2 separate regions of the Homo sapiens genome follow, and region 2 is linked to region 1. A link is an interaction called in ENCODE POLR2A ChIA-PET data of the cell type or tissue named here. Cell type or tissue: OCI-LY7. All regions are shown on one strand.

Evidence for each region. ChIA-PET counts read pairs that join two places held together with the same protein. Peaks named below come from ENCODE experiments on the same cell type or tissue, not always from the same donor. Only the 100,000 strongest peaks of a DNase experiment are listed, where the experiment ranks them.
Region 2: POLR2A ChIA-PET joins it to region 1 with 17 read pairs; 1 of 35 experiments calls an interaction of 5 or more read pairs at or near these places.

Annotation. Positions count from the first base shown.
Region 1 is chr9:123,683,480-123,685,979 of GRCh38, reverse strand. The region is part of intron 5 of DENND1A (DENN domain containing 1A); the gene reads left to right. Among named protein-coding and RNA genes, the nearest start is that of MIR7150, 200 kb to the right of the region's middle. RefSeq lists an enhancer at 1,089-1,138. In OCI-LY7, no CTCF peak of the experiment used is centred here; a DNase peak (open chromatin) is centred at 1,009; H3K4me3 peaks cover 550 bases; H3K27ac peaks cover 888 bases.
Region 2 is chr9:124,205,492-124,207,991 of GRCh38, reverse strand. No RefSeq gene overlaps it. Among named protein-coding and RNA genes, the nearest start is that of NEK6, 51 kb to the left of the region's middle. In OCI-LY7, no CTCF peak of the experiment used is centred here; DNase peaks (open chromatin) are centred at 1,391, 1,871 and 2,158; H3K4me3 peaks cover 1,452 bases; H3K27ac peaks cover 2,365 bases.

The sequences.
Region 1 (2,500 bases):
TTCCTAGGCTATGAAAGCTCCAGTAGGGTGGGCCTTAGTTAGAACCTCACTAACCCATTACATTATATTACAGTAGTAATTTAAACCATAAAATAAGATACTCTGAATGGGGAAAGTCTTGCAGGTGTGTGAATACAGGAGTAGGCAGCATCATAAACTCTCCTAGGAAAATGATGAAAGGCCTATGTGCTCACCCTGCCTGGGCTCAATGGAAAATATTGAGAATTACACTGAATTGTCAGTGCAGGTGCCATTATTCCAAAGATCTCATGTTACCAACACTTCACCGGTGATAACAGAAAAGTGCCTCTGTGCTTTCCTCCTGAGCAATCTCCTTCAATCAAAGTAATACTCTCATAGAAATAAGATGACAAAGCCACTCTCTAAAAGCAACAATTATTGAATGCCCATCAAGAAAGAAAAGAGCCTTGTTTCCAAAATCAAATCCAAGTGTATGTTTGGGTAGATTTATATAAGCACAGATGTTTTATGGGAGTTTTTGGTGTTTCTTCATAATGCAAATTAATATTTCTACTCATTCAGTACATATATTTTCCTGCATAGATATAATAGGTATCACAATGGGACATTAATTATGGACATAAATCAGAGATTCTTGAGCTTAACTAAATATCGTAATCAATTTACAGTTTGAGATTAGCAGCTGTGAGCAAAGCAGAATGCCCAGACTGGGTGAGACTGGCTTAGAGCTCCCAAAGAGGATTGTGTTTTTCTCTTATTGAGGTTGCTTTGACTTTTGATGTTATCAAAGAGTACGGTATTATCAGGGTGAAACAAATTGTACTCAGTTTCAGGCACTGTGATAGGTGCATTTACATATGTTTCAGCCTCAAAAGAACCATGTGAGGGTAGATATTCCCATTTCACATGTAGGGAAGGAAGAGCATGGCTCAGGCCACAGCCAGTAAGTAACAGAGCTGGTACTCAAACCCAGGTGGGTCTCCTGACTTTGCAATCAGTGTCAAGCTGATCAGTGAGGTGTCACTTCCTCTTGGAAGACTTTCTAGAATCTCTTCTGTGTTCCCTTTGTGAACCTCTATCAAAGCACTGACCCAGTGCTGCTGACATTATCTGCCAGTGTGTCTGCTTTCCTCTTTAGACTGTGAGCTCCCCAGATACTGAGACATGGGCCTTATTCCCCCATGTACCTAGCAGAGGGCCAGGCATATACTGGTGGGTCTTAATAAGCATGGGAAAATATGTGGGTAGATGCCATTGATGGAACATTTGAAAAATGAATCATCTAGAAATGTGTGATGTTTGGACTGGAAACGTCTCAGTTTTAAATTCTGTAAAAATGTTCATTGAAGCTAAATGTGGTTATCTCAGGAAGATGAGGTGTGCTTTTCCCTTAGGGAGGAACCACATATAACCTTGGTGCTAAGGTTGTGGTTTGAGAATCATAGACCAGCACACATGAGTGATTTCTGTTGTGCTTAAAGGTGGGAATGCTTGCTGGCTGAGTATAATAGGGGAGAAGATGTGTCTTACAGAAGGCAGTGCAGTTGGGCTCTGGGGTCTTTCCTCCTTCTCACCTCGAGTTAGGAGGGAGAGGGAAAGGAATGAGAAGTATAGGAGTGGAAGAGCTCATGTGAAAGCTTTTCTCTTTGGTGCGTTTGGAGAGAAGAGTATCTTCTGAAGAGAGGGACAGAAGAGGAAAAATGTTTGGAGCAGACTGGAGGGGGTGGGCAACAGGAGGCCTGTGGCACTGCAGATTAGAGGATTCTTGAACAATTTTAAGGGTTCACGTGTGCTTGAAAAATTAGGTTTTCAGATGATTGTCATCAGCCTGGTTTTGTGAACTTTTTACATAGCAATTGAAATGGGAACAAAAAGAGTAGATGGTGGGGTTTACTTGTGTTGAGGAGATGGGCAAAGGGCAAGAAATCTTGTTTGTAAGTATTCCTTGATCTACTTTGAATAATCACTTGCTCTATACTCATTATTTATCCCAGACTCCAGCAGGACATTTGCAGGAATTGTTTTTTAAAAACCAGGTCATTTTCCAAACCCAAATGCTGCCTGCTAAATTTGGATCCCCACGTCCCGACTAGAGTTGGTTGACTGTTACTCTGTAGCTCTAGTGGTAATTAATGGCCTTAATAGAACCTATAGAGATGAGTTACGTCTGTCAAGGTAAGCTATGATTTATTGAATGTCTCACATGTGCCAGGAATAATTAGGGGTTAAATAGTCAATACACAGTCACCGTCCTTGATCTCATGGAGTTGACACCAATGGAGAAGACAGGCAAACAAGCACGTATTATAAACGATGGGGAGTTTTAATGTCTAGTAAGCCCAGGAGGTCTTCATATTCTGGGAATAAAATGCATCAATTTAAATGGGGACCAAAAGCTCATAGTAAAAATGAGGAAAAGGTTAGGATTTTATCTAGAAAAAGTATAAAAAAGTATAAATTTACCTCAACAAACTCTGTCTCTTAATTCCAACAATGCAGTAATTCTTAGAAAGAATAA
Region 2 (2,500 bases), 520 kb before region 1:
CGAAACCCCGACTCTACTAAAAAATACAAAAAATTAGCTGGGTGTGGTGGTGGGTGCTTGTAATCCCAGAGACTCAGGAGGCCGAGGCACGAGAATTGCTTGAACCCAGGAGGCAGAGGTTGCAGTAAGCCGAGATGGCACCACTGCACTGTAGCCTGAGCAACAGAGAGAGACTCCCTCTAAACAAAACAAAACAAAACAAAACAAAACAAAAATAACAACCACAAAAAAAAAAAAAAAGAAGAAGACAAGACACAGAGGAGGAAAAGATCATGTAAAGATGGAGGAGAGACTGTAGTTATGCAGCCCCAGGCCGAGGTACACCTGGAGCCAGAAGTTGGAAGAGATGAGGAAGGTTCTCCTCTAGAGACTTCACAGGGAGTTCGGCCCTGCTGCCGCCTTGATTTCAGACTTCTGGCCTCCAGAACAGTGAGAGAATAGACTCTTTTGCTTGAAGCCATGCAGTTTCTGGTAATTTGTTACATCTGCCGTAGGAAACTCACACACCACCGGGAAGATGATGGGGTGAAATTGAATCACTCAAGTAGAGGAAGGAAGCCAGGAGGGGACCAATGGATAGTGAGAAGAGGTGGGGCCAATGGACTGGCAGTGCCAATGAGAGTCCAAGAATTATGGCAGTGGTGGTACTTGAGCAAGGGTCTGCAAGGGTACGAGGCAAGTGTGGTGTGGCGTGTTTCTAGAGTGGGGAACTGAAGCCAAGCCAGGGAGGTGACTTAGCCAAGCTCCCACAGTTATTTGTGGCAGAGGAAGAGACTTCCAGTTCTCAGCCCCTACCTAAGTCATTCACTCATTTATTCAATAAATTCTCATTGAGTGCTAGGTGCTCTGAATACCAAGACCAAAAGATCCAGTTCCAGTCCTCGAGGAGCTCATTGTGTACATACGAGATAATCTCATCATTCATTTAATCTGTTAAATATACATTGTAAATATACATTTTACGTAGCAAAGATACATTAAATGTCTATTAAATATACATTGGTGAACAAAATCACCAAATACACATCGGTGAAGAGTCAACAGCCCTCATGGAGCTTGAAGAATAGTGATTTACTTGCTGTGGGATGTTGGGCAAGTATCTCCATGTCTTAGTACCTCCGTGTCTCATTTTCCTCACCTGTAAAATGGGGATCCTAATAGTAGTCAACTAACAGGGTTATTGTGAACATGAAAGGAGTTAACAGCATGTAAAATGCTTAAACATAGTAAGCTTTCAGTAACTTCGCTCTTTTTATTCTTTAGTAATTGCAATGCATGTATATCTTGTACTCTCAATAGACCTGTTGCTGCAGTCAGTGCCCCACCCAGATCCCCTGGGTACTTGATTTTCTGGTACATGCAGATGGTGTCCTGCACAAGCACCTGTGATTGATTTTCTGCCTGAGTGCTTCCTCTTCACCATATTGCAGAGTTGGTTGGCTGAGGCCAGAAGCATGGGGTTGTTAACACCCTCAGGAATAGCATTCAGCCAAGGGTGCACAGGAGTGGAAGGACAAATATACCAGCTTCCTTTCCCCTTGAGTAGGACAGCTCTACGGCATGTTCTACTCTGACAGTTCCCTGGTGACATGGAGCCTTAGTTGCCCATAGTGGGAGCCTGCTTATTAACACATATACTTTATTGCTTTTCCTTCTTTGTGTTGCTTCCCCATTTCCCTATTGTTATTTCCTGAGATCAGCTCTAAAATAAACTAGCTGCTTACACTTAATCCTTGTCTCAGGATCTGCTTCTAGGGGAACATAACCTGAGACAGTTGGTATTGCAAATGGTCCTGGGAAGTAGATTCTCAAGATAGGCTTCTTGGACGCAATCACTCACAGTCAAGATGGCAATAAAAACCACATTTCTGGTGGTAAGTGAAGTGGTGGTAACACCTGGTGTGCTGTAGCCTCAGTCTTGCTAAGGCTGTCACCTGATTGGATTGGGAAGATTTGTAGGTGGAAGGAAACACAGTGGTATATCTCTATCACTTGAGAGATAGGGGGCAATGGTAACTGTAAGGATTGCAGAGTTGTTTGGCTGAAGTTAACTGCAATTAAAGCCCTAAACAAAGAAAATGGCAGGCTCAGATTAGCCAACTATCAATTTATGTCCCAGTGTGAAAGCCGGAAGGCTCACAGGGTGGTGCTGAAATAGACCATTAACTCCTGAAGCCAGAAGGCAGACTGTGCTGAAAATCAGACCTAAGATCTGATTGCAAGAGTAGTGGCAGTACACAGGGGGCTAAATTCACTACTCCAGAAAGACTTCTATGCTGAAATCAGAGAGCCAGTAGGGAAAGACTGGGACCCTGAAACCTAGGAGGGGAACATTTGTGTGGGTATTCCTGTTAAACCGGACCCTCAGATTCCCCTGAAAGTCTGGACTGGTAGAAGTGATCTCCCATCCTCTTTGCTAGAGAAGAGCAGCCTCCCCTTGGTGGGAGACAATGCAAAGCCTCACCTGAGGTGGATGATTTGCTTCTCAGGATAATGTGGA